3 separate regions of the Homo sapiens genome follow, and regions 2 and 3 are each linked to region 1. A link is a contact called in ENCODE Hi-C or POLR2A ChIA-PET data. All regions are on one chromosome and are shown on one strand. The core of a region is the stretch at or near the end of the contact, and the rest is flanking DNA. Distances in the headings are between cores, read along the strand shown.

The links. A loop is a pair of places that touch in the nucleus more often than their neighbours do. ChIA-PET counts read pairs that join two places held with the same protein, here RNA polymerase II (POLR2A). Pooled maps may share reads with other maps.
Region 2: a map with no recorded cell type shows a loop between it and region 1 (3-fold over the local background). The contact joins the promoter of DLGAP1-AS5 here to the promoter of DLGAP1 in region 1. A Hi-C loop is called at or near these places in 2 of 168 maps with a recorded cell type or tissue (A673 and GM12878), 8 of 37 single-sample maps with no recorded cell type and 3 of 50 pooled maps. POLR2A ChIA-PET finds 5 or more read pairs at or near these places in 1 of 52 experiments (GM12878).
Region 3: a loop to region 1 is called in a map of GM12878, with 4 times the contacts of the local background. The contact joins the enhancer-like site here to the promoter of DLGAP1 in region 1. A Hi-C loop is called at or near these places in 1 of 168 maps with a recorded cell type or tissue (GM12878), 13 of 37 single-sample maps with no recorded cell type and 5 of 50 pooled maps. POLR2A ChIA-PET finds 5 or more read pairs at or near these places in 2 of 52 experiments (GM12878 and H1).

The regions. Positions count from the first base shown.
Region 1 is chr18:4,452,659-4,457,094 of GRCh38, reverse strand. It overlaps DLGAP1 (DLG associated protein 1), which reads left to right and starts at 1,788. Exons shown (of 13, transcript NM_004746.4): 1 at 1,788-2,089. RefSeq lists a silencer at 1,639-1,768.
Region 2 is chr18:4,262,310-4,266,745 of GRCh38, reverse strand. It overlaps DLGAP1-AS5 (DLGAP1 antisense RNA 5), which reads right to left and starts at 2,144. Exons shown (of 3, transcript NR_036489.1): 1 at 1,845-2,144. The region is part of intron 1 of DLGAP1 (DLG associated protein 1); the gene reads left to right.
Region 3 is chr18:4,637,944-4,642,379 of GRCh38, reverse strand. No RefSeq gene overlaps it. Among named protein-coding and RNA genes, the nearest start is that of DLGAP1, 180 kb to the right of the region's middle. Within about 2 kb of position 1,984, at least 2 of the 41 ENCODE cell types and tissues checked have a DNase peak (open chromatin) inside an H3K27ac peak, as active enhancers do; they include GM12878, where a contact is called at or near this core.

The sequences.
Region 1 (4,436 bases), core at 539-3,038:
TCCGATTTGAAGTGTCCCTATAATAATTCTTTTTTTTTTTTTTTTTTGAGAGTCTCGCTCTGTCACCCCGGCTGGAGTGCAGTGGTGTGATCTCGGCTCACTGCAATCTCCACCTCCCGGGTTCAAGTGATTCTTATGTCTCAGCCTCCAGAGTAGCTGGGATTACAGGCGCCCACCACCAACCCAGCTAACTTTTGAATTTTTAGTAGAGATGGGTTTTCACCATGTTGGCCAGGCTGGTCTTGAACTCCTGACCTCAAGTGATCTGCCCATCTCGGCCTCCCAAAGTGCCAGGATTAGAGGTGTGAGCCACTGAGCTGGGCCCCTATAGTAATTCTTGAATTGTCTGAGAATATCTTTTAGATCATTGCTAAAGCGTCGGTGCTCATGATATTACAATGCTGAGAATTTACCTCCATTTAGTGGTTTCAGTAATTGTTATTTTCTTTAATGGAAAATCACTCAGTGAAATTGCAGGAAAGAGGTTATTTATCTGAGTCATATTTTTATGAAAACTGTTTTTCACTTCCTTGCATTTTTAGAAGTGTTGTCTTTAAAAGGATATTCTATTAATATTTATAATTAGACATCACACAAAACAGATGCTAAATCTTATGCTATAACTTCTGGATAAAATTACATAAAGATTATGTACTTTTTGGCATAATATTCCCTCAGGAAGCTGTAGAACAAAGGACATTCTCCATGAAGATGCCATTTCTTTTTTTAATAGAAGGAAATAATAAGGCAGTGATTAACCACGATTATTTTAACTACTGTAACGTTTGCAATTAAGTGGGCAGCGCAGGAGCTCAATAAATACTTAATTGATTTACTTTTTTCTCTCCTTGACCCACATCGCAATTCACCCACTCACGCCGCTATCCCTATTCTAACTTTGAAACCAAGTGGATTCTCTCTGTTTTCAGTTTGTGGAAGCGTGGTGCTCAGCCTGTGTGGAGGGGCCTGGCTTCCAAGTGTACTTGGGGTGGAACCTGGGGACTTTACCGAGGGCACAGGTCAGGAGATGAGATTCGTTTCGCTTTTTGAATTACCTTTTGGCCTGTACCAAGATGAACTGGTGGGATATATAGTGTCATCGAACCCGGGAGAGTTGTTGTGGAGGTGAGGAAACAGCTCTGAGGGATAACGGTTTGAAAGTAGTGGCGCTGGGGACGAACATGGGTCCCTGCGAGTCTGAGACTCTCTATTGCCCCCATCTCCTTGCTGCCGATTACTTCTTCAAAAATTCTCCTAGGGACCCTGAGGAGGGACGGGAGAGGTCAGCAAACCCTCTGTCCACCAACTTGATTTCCTGTGATACAAAGTGTCATGAGTTCTCCTGCTTTCCTCCCTTAAAAAAGACAAGATTAGGAACAACGGCTGGCAAGAGAGGAGGGGAAAGCTTAATTCTCCACAGATGCTGCGCAAGGGAACCAATGGGTCACGCCCACTCACGGGTGGCCGCCTCTCTGTTCCATCCCGGGGATGTTGGGCTTTCCCCTCGGTCCGGGGCGAGCGCACTTCCCACCCGGAGACTGAGCGGGCAGCACTCGCAGGCCAGGAGCGCGTTCCGGGAGGCGCCGGCGCCTCCCCGCGGCCTGGGCGCACGTGCCTGGGCTGGGGCCGGAGCCCGCGGTCGCGCCGCGCCGTAGTAGCTGGGGCGGGTGGGAGCGGCTGGCTCCGGGCCGCGGCCGCCGCCCGCCCGCCGGCTCCGGTGGTTGGGCGGAGGAAGCGCGGGACTCCTCCTCCCCACCGTATTAACATGCACCCAGGGGCGGGTCACCAGCCCAGCCTTGCAGCCCCAGCCCGCCGCGTCCCGGCGCTCAGCCTCCGCTCCAGAGGCGAGCGCTGCGCTTCGGGCGCCGCAATCTCCAGGACACGGCCTCGCGGACACCTTCCGCCTCGGGGAATCGGCAGCATAGGCGGCGCGAACGGCCGCCGCCGCCTCGGCTCCTCTCTCGAGTCCTTCCCGTCACCTCGCTGAGAGCCGGTCCTGGTCGCGGGGACATCTCTCTCCTTCCTCCGAGGCTCGTGGGACCAACGGACGGACGCAGCCAGCGAGGGCCGGACTGCGGGACGCGGCCAGGTAACGCCGGGCTGCGCCGCGGGGCTGGGGCGTGCGCGGCGGCGGCGGTCGCGGCGCGCTGGGTGGCTCCTGGCTGCTGCCTGCCGCGCGGTCGCCGCTTCCCTCGCCCGCGGAGGGGCTGCGGGCTGGGCTCCCCCGGCCGCTGGCTCGAGAGTCCGCGCTCCTTACCCTTTCAGCCGCCCGGGGTGCACTCCCGGGCCCTCCGGGTAACCTGGGATCTCGGGGGCGAGCGCGTCCTCTCCGGCCATGCGGTCCTCGCGGCTCCCCACGGGGACCCAGGCAGGGGAAGGATTTCTAATTGCGACAGGGTCCCGGAAGGGGGAGGGGAGGAGAACACCGGTCCCCTGTCCCGGTCATGTCCACCGGTCAAATTCGCACCCCCACCCCACCCCCGATGCACCTTGCAGGGGAGGAGGGGGCTGCTCCCCGCAGGGCTTTCTCGGCAGGCTCCTGGGTCGTTTGCAAAGCAAGTTGTTGCACTAGCTTTTTGGGTGACATTTTGGCATTGTGGAAAAGGACCAACTCCCCCGTGCGTTTGTAAGAGAAAGCCAAAGAAACAGAGACACAAAGACAGGCACAGAGAGAGAGAGAGAGAGAGAAATGGGGTCCAAGGAGGAGGTCACTGGAGAGTCGCCCCCTGCCCGCGGCCAAGGCCAATTCCCGGAGAATCGCGGGGCGGGCCGGGAGACCCGACATTCAGCGAATTGAATGAGCCGGGCTGGAACCAAGGCCAAACAGGGACCTCTCCTCTGGGCTGGGCGAGATAACACATTGCACTTTCATTGAGGGGCGGCTGCAGCTGGGAGAGGCACCTTCGGAGGGCCCGCGGCGATGAAGACCCTGCTTTCAGGACTTCGGCTGCTGCGCTTTTTGCGGAAGGCGCGCTGTCCCGGCCTCGCTGGGTGGCACCGGGAGGCCGTGGGAAGGGGTGGCCCGTGGCTCGGCTGCCGGCGCCGGAGACACTGAGTGCCTGTGTCCGAGTGCCGCGCTCGCCCCCGGCTGCAGGGCTTGCCTCCAGCCCGACCGTAGCGCTGCGGAATTTTCTGCTAGAGAAGGGGAGGATGTGCGGAGGGCAAGGGGTTAAAGGTAGCCAGGCGGCAAGCAGTGGGACGCTGGGTGGGAGATGTCACGTCTTTTGTGGATCCAGGCGAGACTCTTCACTCCTTACTCCTGACACAGAGACTGACTCCCGGTCGTGGGAGGTGAATGCTCCCTGCCTCCTTCCATAACACGTGAAGTTAGGGAATTACGAGGAAAGACATATAATAAAAGTACCAATTAAAGACAGATCTTTTAGCTTTTGTGGTCTTCGTGAATGGCTTCGTAGAAGGTGAGGATAGATCAGTCTAAGATGTGGTTAGACATGGAGATGAGAAATGCTGAGAACTAGGAAAGCGATTTTAGGTCCTAAGGCAAACATCCTGCAAATTATTTTTTACCCTGAAAGAGCTGTTCTAAAAAGAACAGCCCTTTGACTGTTATTTATAGCACGATTTCAGTTCAGGAAACGACTTTCTATTGGCCTAGGTCATTTTGCATATAAAGCAATACTTTTTATTCCTTGAATAAAACTTGAACGGAAATGACATGGAGGCAAGAAATTTTACAAGATCCTAATTTATTTCATGCCAGAAGAATATAAAGTTTTCTTTAAGTTTTTAAAAGGAAATTCAAGCCTATAAAGAAATAATGAATATGTCTATGCAAAATGTATGATTTTAAAAAGTTTAAGTTATAAACGCTACCCTTGGTTCAGAAAATTCATACTCTGGCATGAAACAAGAAAGTTCATAGAAGTCAGGTGTCAGTAGCCCTGTTCTTAATTTCCTTTAGATTTAGTACTTAAATGTAAAGTTGTTTCAGTTGGTTAGTGCCTTGCAATACCCCTAGTCGCAGATATAAAATTCTGTGAATTTTTAAAAAACTAATTTACTTAAGAGAAAATGTTAGTTACCTTGTGTGAGTAAAGAAGAATGTACTTGCATACATAGATTTTTTTAAATTTATAGCTATCTATTTCTCTATATTTCATTCTAAGATTAGTCTGCAAATACAATACTTTATCTCAAACATTACAGGCAATATAAATATGGGCAAAAGGAACTGGTTAACATTCTTTTAAATATGTCAAAATAATTTTCTGACAAGGCTTCTTAAATCTCACACAAGCAATTGTGCTTTGGGGAAATAATGAGTATATGAGTTTTCCCTAGGAGGGAATTTTCATGGTTTAGCATCTTTAATTTCTCCATCAACATAAGCTTTGTTCTGCCAGGACTAAAAACCCAGTAAAAGCATATTAGCGATTAGTGAAAGCAAATGGAGACAAGACCTTCCTTCCAAAATA
Region 2 (4,436 bases), core at 895-3,394, 190 kb after region 1:
GATGTATGTAATCATCTGAAATTTACCCAAATATCATTGAGCTTTTAGTTTTGACTTTCCAGCAACTGGTGCACCTGGAGAAACTTGTGCTGTCTGCTGTCTTTAGATAGAAATTTGCTGGAAGTATGAAAGAGCAATTGAAATAATTATTTTTACTTTCTTGATCTCCTCTTGTTGCCTGCTAATCAGGGAAATAAAGAAAAAAGTGAACAGACAAATAAAGAAGCAAAGGTCCTCCCCAGTCAGCTCTGAAGATACCTATGCTCTGTGCTCCCCGTTGATCTAGCGAGGCCTTCAAAAATGATTTAGCCCACTAGGAGTTCTCCAGTTCTTAGGATAAGCATTTATGCCCAAATTGCCATTATAGTGATTTTCTGTGCTCTCTAGTCTGTGGCATTGTATTTTTATCATCCAAGCAAGTGATTAGTGGAATCTATTCATGCTTTATCTGTGGCAAACTCAAATTTACATTCTTTCCCAGCTTGAGGGCTGTATAGTTGGATGGAGTGTAGAGCTACTTATAAAGGGCCTGCAAGAAGAAGTGATGGAGGTTGGTTGGCTAATGGGTAGTTTTATTCAATATAATTTATTTTGAAAAATCAGCTAAATGAAAAGTAACTCCATGGTCAAAATGATCTTTTGTGTATCCTACAAATTTCAAATTCCATTATATCACTGAGATTAATAAACACACTATAAGAGCAAAATATCTTAAGAGAGTTCCTCATACTGAACTATTCAGTGTTAATTATATTAATAGTTGGGCATGGTGGGTGATGCCTGTAATCCTAGCACTTCTGGAGTCTGAGGAGGGAGGATCGCTTGAGCCAAGGAGTTCAAGACCAGCCTGGGCAGCATAGGGAAACCCTATCTCTCCAAAAAACAAAAAAAGTAGCCAGGTATGATGGCACACACCTGTGGTCCCAGCTACTGAGAAGGCGGAGGCAGGAAGATCAGTTGAGCCGGGGAGGTCAAGGCTGCAGTGAGACATGAGTGCACCATTGCAGTGCAGCCTGAGCAACAGTGAGACACTGAAGAGAGGAGGGAAGGAAGGAAGGAAGGAAGGAAGGAAGGAAGGAAGGGAGGGAGGGAGGGAGGGAGGGAAGGGGAGGGAGGGAAGGGGAGGGAGGGAAGGAAGGAAGGAAAGAAAGCAAAAGAAGAAACAAAGAAAAAGGAAAGGAAAGGAAGGAAGGAAGGAAGGGGAGGGAAGGAAGGAAGGAAAGAAAGAAAAAGAAGAAACAAAGAAAAAGGAAAGGAAAGGAAGGAAGGAAGGAAGGGGCTGGGTGCAGTGGCTCACACCTGTAATCCCAGCACTTTGGGGGGCCGAGGCAGGAGGATCACAAGGTCAGGAGGTTGAGACCATCATGGCTAACACAGTGAAACCCGGTCTCTACTAAAAATACAAAAAAATTAGCCAGGTGTGGTGGTGGTCGCCTGCAGTCCCAGCTATTCCAGAGGCTGAGGCAGGAGAATGGCGTGAACCTGGGAGGTGAAGCTTGCAGTGAGCCGAGATCGTGCCACTGCACTCCAGCCTGGGTGACAGAGGGAGACTCCGTCAAAAAGAAAGAAAGAGAGAAAGAAGGGAGGAAGAGAGGATGGGAGGGAGGGAGGAAAGGAAGGAAGGAAGGAAGGAAGGAAGGAAAAATTACATTAATATGATTAAGATTTACCGGAAATCTGTCATTATTTGAGAGAAAGAATTTTGTCTGATGCACAGAGAAAGGAAGGGGAGCCTGAGAAGTTCTAGGTGGGTATGTTTTGGCTAGGCAGGGGAGCACTGGAAAGCAAGTGAAAAGCACAAAAGGAAATTCAAAGGTAAGATTCAAAGATTCCAATCTTCCTACCTTCCTCATGGTTTTGCCGAGGGCTGTTTCAAAGGTTGGTGCACCTGGAGAAAGCCTTGCCATCTGCTCCCTTTGGACAGCCTCAAGTTTGCCTCTGCTGGAAGTGAGCTTCCAAAATTAGTCTGGAACATTAAAAACCTCGGTTTCCATTAATTCAGCTCAAGGTCCCCAAGGACTAGCATATTTAATCTAGATTTAGCTGATTAGCCTGCATTTCGCTGTGTAATTCCCATCCTTGGCTGCTAAAATGGGAGGAAAAAAGAGCAAGTGAAAGTAACAAGTCCTGTCGGGATTTGGCTCAAGGCAGGAGTTAGAGAAGCCAGGTGGCAGACTGCCTGGGAGGAAGTGCAGAGTGGGAACCAAGGGTGAGGCAGAGGTAGAGTGTAGAGTTGAAGGTCAGTGAAGGTGAAGAATGAGTCTTATGAAGTAGTTATTGATGCAAGGGCAGGAATCTAGCTACTGACAGATCATCAAGGATTAAGAGAAAATCTTACACAATACTTACCAGAGAACAATGACATTGAACTTTGTTCCTCTGACCGGATGTGGATCTCAAAATGTGAGTTCAGTGTGGGAGCCAAGCTAGCACATACATCTGCTGGCTTAGAGGAAGAGGATGGAGATGAGAAAAGCAAATGATTGCCTTGGAATGTTTAGAGCAAATGGATGCACTTTCCACATCTTCTCTTTCCCTCTCTATTTTTAGTTCAATATACAAGGATTTCTGTGGCTCCAAGAAATCTCAACATCCTTTTCCTAAAAATACAGGAAGCTCCTGGATGGACTTTATGAATTTTCCATTTTATAATTGATTTTGCCTCACCAACCCTGGTCCTACAGAACGTAATTTAACAAAGCACATATGACTTATTTATATTTATGAGAAGTTGTGGGAAAATATCTTCATATGTGATGCTTAAAGAAATGTTGACTTCAGAAAGACTATTTGCTTTCGTTATCATAATAGTTGAGCCAATATTAACCAAATTATTTTTAATGAGTAGGGAGTCATTCATTTTGAGAGAAAATGTTTATAAATCATATCTTCTCATTCATGTAGTTTAATGTTCTGAAGTAACTGAAATCTATCTAAAAGAAAAAACACATTAAAAAAATACAAAGATGATGTACAAAGAGCACCTATTGAATTTGATGGCAACTGCCCTTCCATAGGATATGCTGAAATGAACCAGAATTGATTAATTGCACATTTATCCATTTATTTTTCTTTTAAATATTGAAGTTCTGGGCACCAATTACCAAGATAAAGTGAGGAGGAGGACATAGGCCTTGCCTTTATTCAACTTAAACATTTAATGGAAGTATTTTTCATCTAGAATTTTCTTTATCCTCTTTGGCCATATTTGGTAGTAGATCAGATTTTAGGACTATTCATAAAGTCTTTTTGTATTTCTTAAATTATGCATTTTATTTAATATTTACTTAAAAATTATTTTAAAATATCACTTCAAACAAATTTTAATAAGAATTCATTTAAATGAATGGAAGAATTTTTTAAATCTCATATATGGGCATTTTTGGTAATTAAAAGCAATACGGAAAGATACCTACTCTGTTAGTTTTCTAGTCAGTAATATTATTTTACTTTGTATTGATAGTTGCAGAACCACTCAGTATGAAAATGCGTCCTGGTATAATAATAGAAGGCAGGCCCGGTACGGTGCCTCACACCTGTAATCCCAACACTTTGAGAGGCCGAGATGGGCAGATCACGAGGTCAAGAGATTGAGACCATCCTGGCCAACATGAAGAAACCCCATCTCTACTAAAAATACAAAAATTAGCTGGACGTGGTGGCACGTGCCTGTAGTCCCAGCTACTCCGGAGGCTTGAGGCAGGAGAATCGCTTGAACACGGGAGGCAGAGATTACACTGAGCCGAAATCACACCACTGCACTCTAGCCTAGTGACAGAGTGAGACTTCGTCTCAAAAAAAAAATAATAAAATAATAATAATAATAATAGAAGGCAATATTGTGAATACTTACCATGTTACACCTCTGTTCTTAGTGCTTTACAGGGGTGATCTCATTTAATCCTCCTCTCTCAATTCTATGACATAAGTAATATTACATCCATTTTACAGATATGGAAACAGAGGCATGCTGAAATTGAGTAAATTTGCCAGGGACACATAACTAGGGATTACTGAGGGTGGTTCAAACCCAGGGAGTCTGGGTACAGAGAGTGTGCCCACTGGCACTCTGCTGTGTTGCCCACGTAGCACCTGGATGTTGCTGTGTCCCTGAGGATTTTAAAATCTATTGCTTTTCATGTCTAGACACAGGATCAGGAGTCATTTGAACAATGACCAGTTTTATTCCTATTTCCTTGCAAGTAATTAAATGCTAACAATCATTTAATTTAGTGTCATGTAGTACAAAATGCATTCATTTGTTTTATTTGTCCCGCAGTGTGGCCACTGATTCCTGACGGTGCAAGGGCACACTGTAAGGGTTCAGTGTCTTCTCCTCAGTTATTTCTGATAATATAACCCACTTAGACAGATATGCACAGCATCCCTGCATGCACACACACTGTGCACACACACACACCTACACAGGGACTGCC
Region 3 (4,436 bases), core at 735-3,234, 190 kb before region 1:
TTTTTTTTTTTTGGAGTACAGTGTTGCTATCATACACCACTTACATTTTAGTCAGGGACTGAAATAAAAGAGTGAAGAGATCCCAGAATAGAGTGTGAGCCATTTTTTTGAAATGCCTTGGAGTAATTTTCATAATACCCTAGAACACAGCTTCACGGATGTTTTTGACATCTGGGATGACAGGAACCAGATAAAGATGCTTGCCTTTCAGACTTTGCTAAAGTGATTGCTTTCCCTAAAGGAAATCCCTAAGGAGATATCATCCTGGTAATGACCATAATGAGGTGCAGCACCCAATTACCCGAAACCATAGATTCTGAAGGGCTTGACTCTTCCTCTGCAGAGGCACTGCCAGCATCGGCTCAGCAGAATGGGAGACTTGAGCAGTGCATAACAAGCGCAATGGTTGTTACCATTGGCCATTCAGTCCTCTAGGCAGGGTGACAGCCACAAAGCAAGCTGTATTTATCATTGCTAGAATTAGTCCAAGCCTCCAGGGTTAGCTTGCTTCTGTTCTAACATTACCAGGGGTCAGCAGCTGCAGAAGCAGAGGGTCAATTTGCTAAGCCTTGTTTTTCTATCACGATGGCAGAGATAAATGCCATGAAGTACATGAATGAATTCTGGGGACTCCCCTTCTCAAGATCTTTCCTGCAGGCTTTATGCCAATTATATTCATTTGGCAAATAAGCAGCTCTGGAGAAAGATTCCGGTACTGTCAGGCAGTTTAGGACTACACTTATAGATCATTTAGCTAAATCTCTCATTTTGTGGGTGAGATGAAGAGCAGTTGTGTACCCTTGGCCAAGTCTGCATGACCTACTCTACGAAGAACCCGGATGGTTTAACTACCTAAATGAAAAAAAAAAAAAAAAAAAAATATATATATATATATATATATATATATATACCACACACTTTCTATGCTTTAGTGTGATTTTGGATGGCATGGGGCAGAGAGGGTGTCTCAGTCAGCTTGGGCTGTCATAACAAAATACCATAGAGTAGGTGGATTAAACAACAGGAATTCATTTCTCATGGTTTTGGAAGTTGAAAGTCCAAGATCAAGGGGCCAGAAGGGTCAGTGTCTGGTGAGGGCTCTTTTCTTAGGTAACAGACAGCTGCCTTCTTGTGTCCTCAGGCAGCTGGAGAGAGAAAGCAAGCTCTCTAGTGTTTCTTCTTTCTTATAAGGGCATTAATCCCTTCGTGGGGGCTCTACCCTCATGACCTTATCTAAAACGAATTACTTCTCAAAAATCCCATCTGCAAATACCATCACATTGGAGCTTAGAACTTCCACATATGAATTTGTTGGGGACATAATTCAGTCCATAGCAGGGGGAGAGGAACAGTTTCGGGACATGGGCCTCTCGGAAATGGACAGACCTGGGATGAAGAATCTTTGGATTATTACAAAGTGGTATGACAATGCTAGTTGGGTCAGGGGCTGCCAAGAGGGAGGAAACTATCCCAGGTAGTTTGACAACATGTAGGCAAAATTCATGATTTGATTTTGAACCTGACAGAAACCACTGCTCCACTTCACAGGGAACAGCAGGTGTACATGCAGCTGATGTCTGTCTGTGCTGGCACCTGCCTATGGTCACAGCTTTTTAATGGCATTGAAATTAGCAACTCTCTTCTTTCTGCATCCTGCTACATCTCCCAATATTGATTACCTTTAATTAAAATGGATATTAATTTCCTCTTAATATGACAATATCTCCAACTTATTTTATTCACCTTTCTCTCAACCTCATATAATACATGAAATGCTTTCTTTTCAGAGCTGTGCAGAATTCCCTGGAGGACAGCAACCAGTACCCCATTGTGCTAACCACAAAGGAACCCAATGAGGTAGCTGGTGGCTATGGTACAATTAGCATCAGCTAGGAATTCCCCTCGGGCTCCTTCCCTCCCTTTCATCTCCCTTTAATCTTTCTGTAGCTCCTGCCAATGGCCTTTTTTGGGGGGTCTATGTTTGCTCCTTCTCTGCCCTACTTTTTATCTCGTACACTGCAGTCAATGTTAGCACACTCTTATTTTCATTATTTGAAGCTGTCCAAGCATTCATATCTGGATTCAGTCTGGCATTTGAAAGAAATATAATGGTTTCCAAAGTCATGGTTATCATGTGATACAGATAGACATCTGCATATGCCAGGAATCTTAAAGACTACTCCTCAAATACATTTGTCATAATTTGTAGAAAATGTCACTGATAAGCATCTTCCAAACGTGCTTTTCTGGTTACTTGTAGCTTTTGTTATCGCTTATAATTCAGATAAGCTAGGTACTAGTTTATTTTGTGAAAGCGTAAGGATCCAGACAAAAAGTGTCATTGGTTTTAAGTTGTCCTGATGTTAATTCTACATACATCACTATAAACACTAGATTACCAATTTGTTCTTTTTGTGTCATTGTTAAAGTCTGCTCAATGACTCACCATGAAATCCCCTCAAAATTATCCAAATTTGGCTTCTTGGCTGTTTCCTTTTTGAGTTAAATAACCACCTAGGTCACTGCAAGTCTCTACTAATTATACACAAGAACATCTGTTCTTTAGTCAGACACAACTCCTCCCAGTTTGGCATTGACCACTCTCGTTTCGGGCTGCTTCTCTTGCATGGCAAGAGTCAGCTTATGCAAAGCATCATCACTGCTCCCACAATTAAGAATTGCCTGTGGCCGACCTCTTACTTGTGGGTCCCAGATAATTGTTAAAATGATAATAAACTCTCAACCAGTGAAGAACTGAGATAGAACATTAGATAGGACAGCTGGGAGTTCCCCTTGGGTTCCTCCCTCTCTTAATCTTTTTGTAGCTCCTGCCAGAGGAAACCAAATAAGATGCTGCCTGGAAAATGATCAATGTGGAGTCTGCAGAATAGCAGACTGATGCAATATAAAAAAGAGATAATTTCACAGCCTGTTTTTTAAAGTATAGTGATACTGGCTGTGGGGATGGCAGCATTTATTCATTCAATCAATATTTACTGAGTGTCCACCATCTGTTAGGCACGGGGCTAGGTGCTGAGAATAAAGCTGTGAAGAAACTAAAAAACAAAATAAAACAAATCCCAAAGAGCAGAGAATACTTCTCACTGTCAAATGTTTGTGGCATGCTTTTAGTACTACCCATAGAATTTGTGTTAAAATAGACTCTAGAGAACTCAAAGGCAAAGTAACAAAATGAAGGAAAGCACAGGCTGCTTGATTTTACGCTCTGTTGCTTACTATATGTAAATTTTGGGGCCTTACTTTCCTAATCTGCAAAATAAGGATATTAATTTGCGTGCCTCATAGAATCCTGTCATAATTGTGTCATAATTAAGCTAGTTAATACAGATAAGTATCCTAAATAGTGGCTGACATATAGTAAGTGTTCAATAAAATCAGGTAAAATCTAATTCAGAGATACGCTGTGATGAAAAGGATCCTATGCAATGTGTGAGTTCAATGGGAAAGATTGTCATGCTTGATTAGTAATGCTTGCCGCAAACAGCATGGTGAGTGGCGGTGCGTACGCCACTTATACATCTTCTCTGCTCTGCCCCTCACCTTACAGATGAAGCTGAAATCCAGAAAGATTAAGACATATAACTAAAATGACACGCCTAATTAGTAACAAAGCTGGAACTATAATTTACATTGCTATGCTAATTTTTGTAGACCTATAAATCATTTAATATAGGCAAAGAGATGATTTTCAGACAAGGCTACACAAATAATTTTTCAAATAAGGAAGGGAAAATCTCTACCATGTATATACATGATATCAATATCCAGAGGAACTAAGAAGAGAGTAGTTAATCTGACTTGCTGGATTTACACATTTTAGAGATGAGTTCCAATATTTAACTATTGAGCATGTTCTCTACCTGTTGCATTATTTTTCCTTTATCAAGGCTTTTAAAAATAACTGTTTAAATTCAACCTAAAGTCATTTTCATCCACTTTTCCATGATATCGTGAAATTTTTCTCAAGCGATATGCATAGGAACTTTTGGGGTCATAACGACGTGCACAAACCGGTTGGTTCTAATGGTTAGGTTTACTTATATAAGCTGGCAGCCTTGACAGCACACACTATTTTTGTTGTTTCAAATTACAGCGTATTTAGTAATAGGTCTAGGTAGAAAATTAAATGACCCCATTAAACCTAGTCACTGAATCTTTATCTATTCCTGTGTTCACAAAATAAATAGTTTTTTCTTTCTTTGTAGCTGGGGAAATTAAGACACAGAAAAGTGAATTTTCTGTGAAATGAGCCGTAAGAAGCAGAAGCAAACCCATGAGAACAGGCTTCTCCTCCTGTGTGTTAGCTGTGCAGCCTCTTATCAGTTGCCCTACATTTTACTCTTGGCAGAGAACATGGGGAATCCATGGGTGAACGCTTGTAAGGCAAAGTGTTATGTCTCTTTGTTTCAGAGACA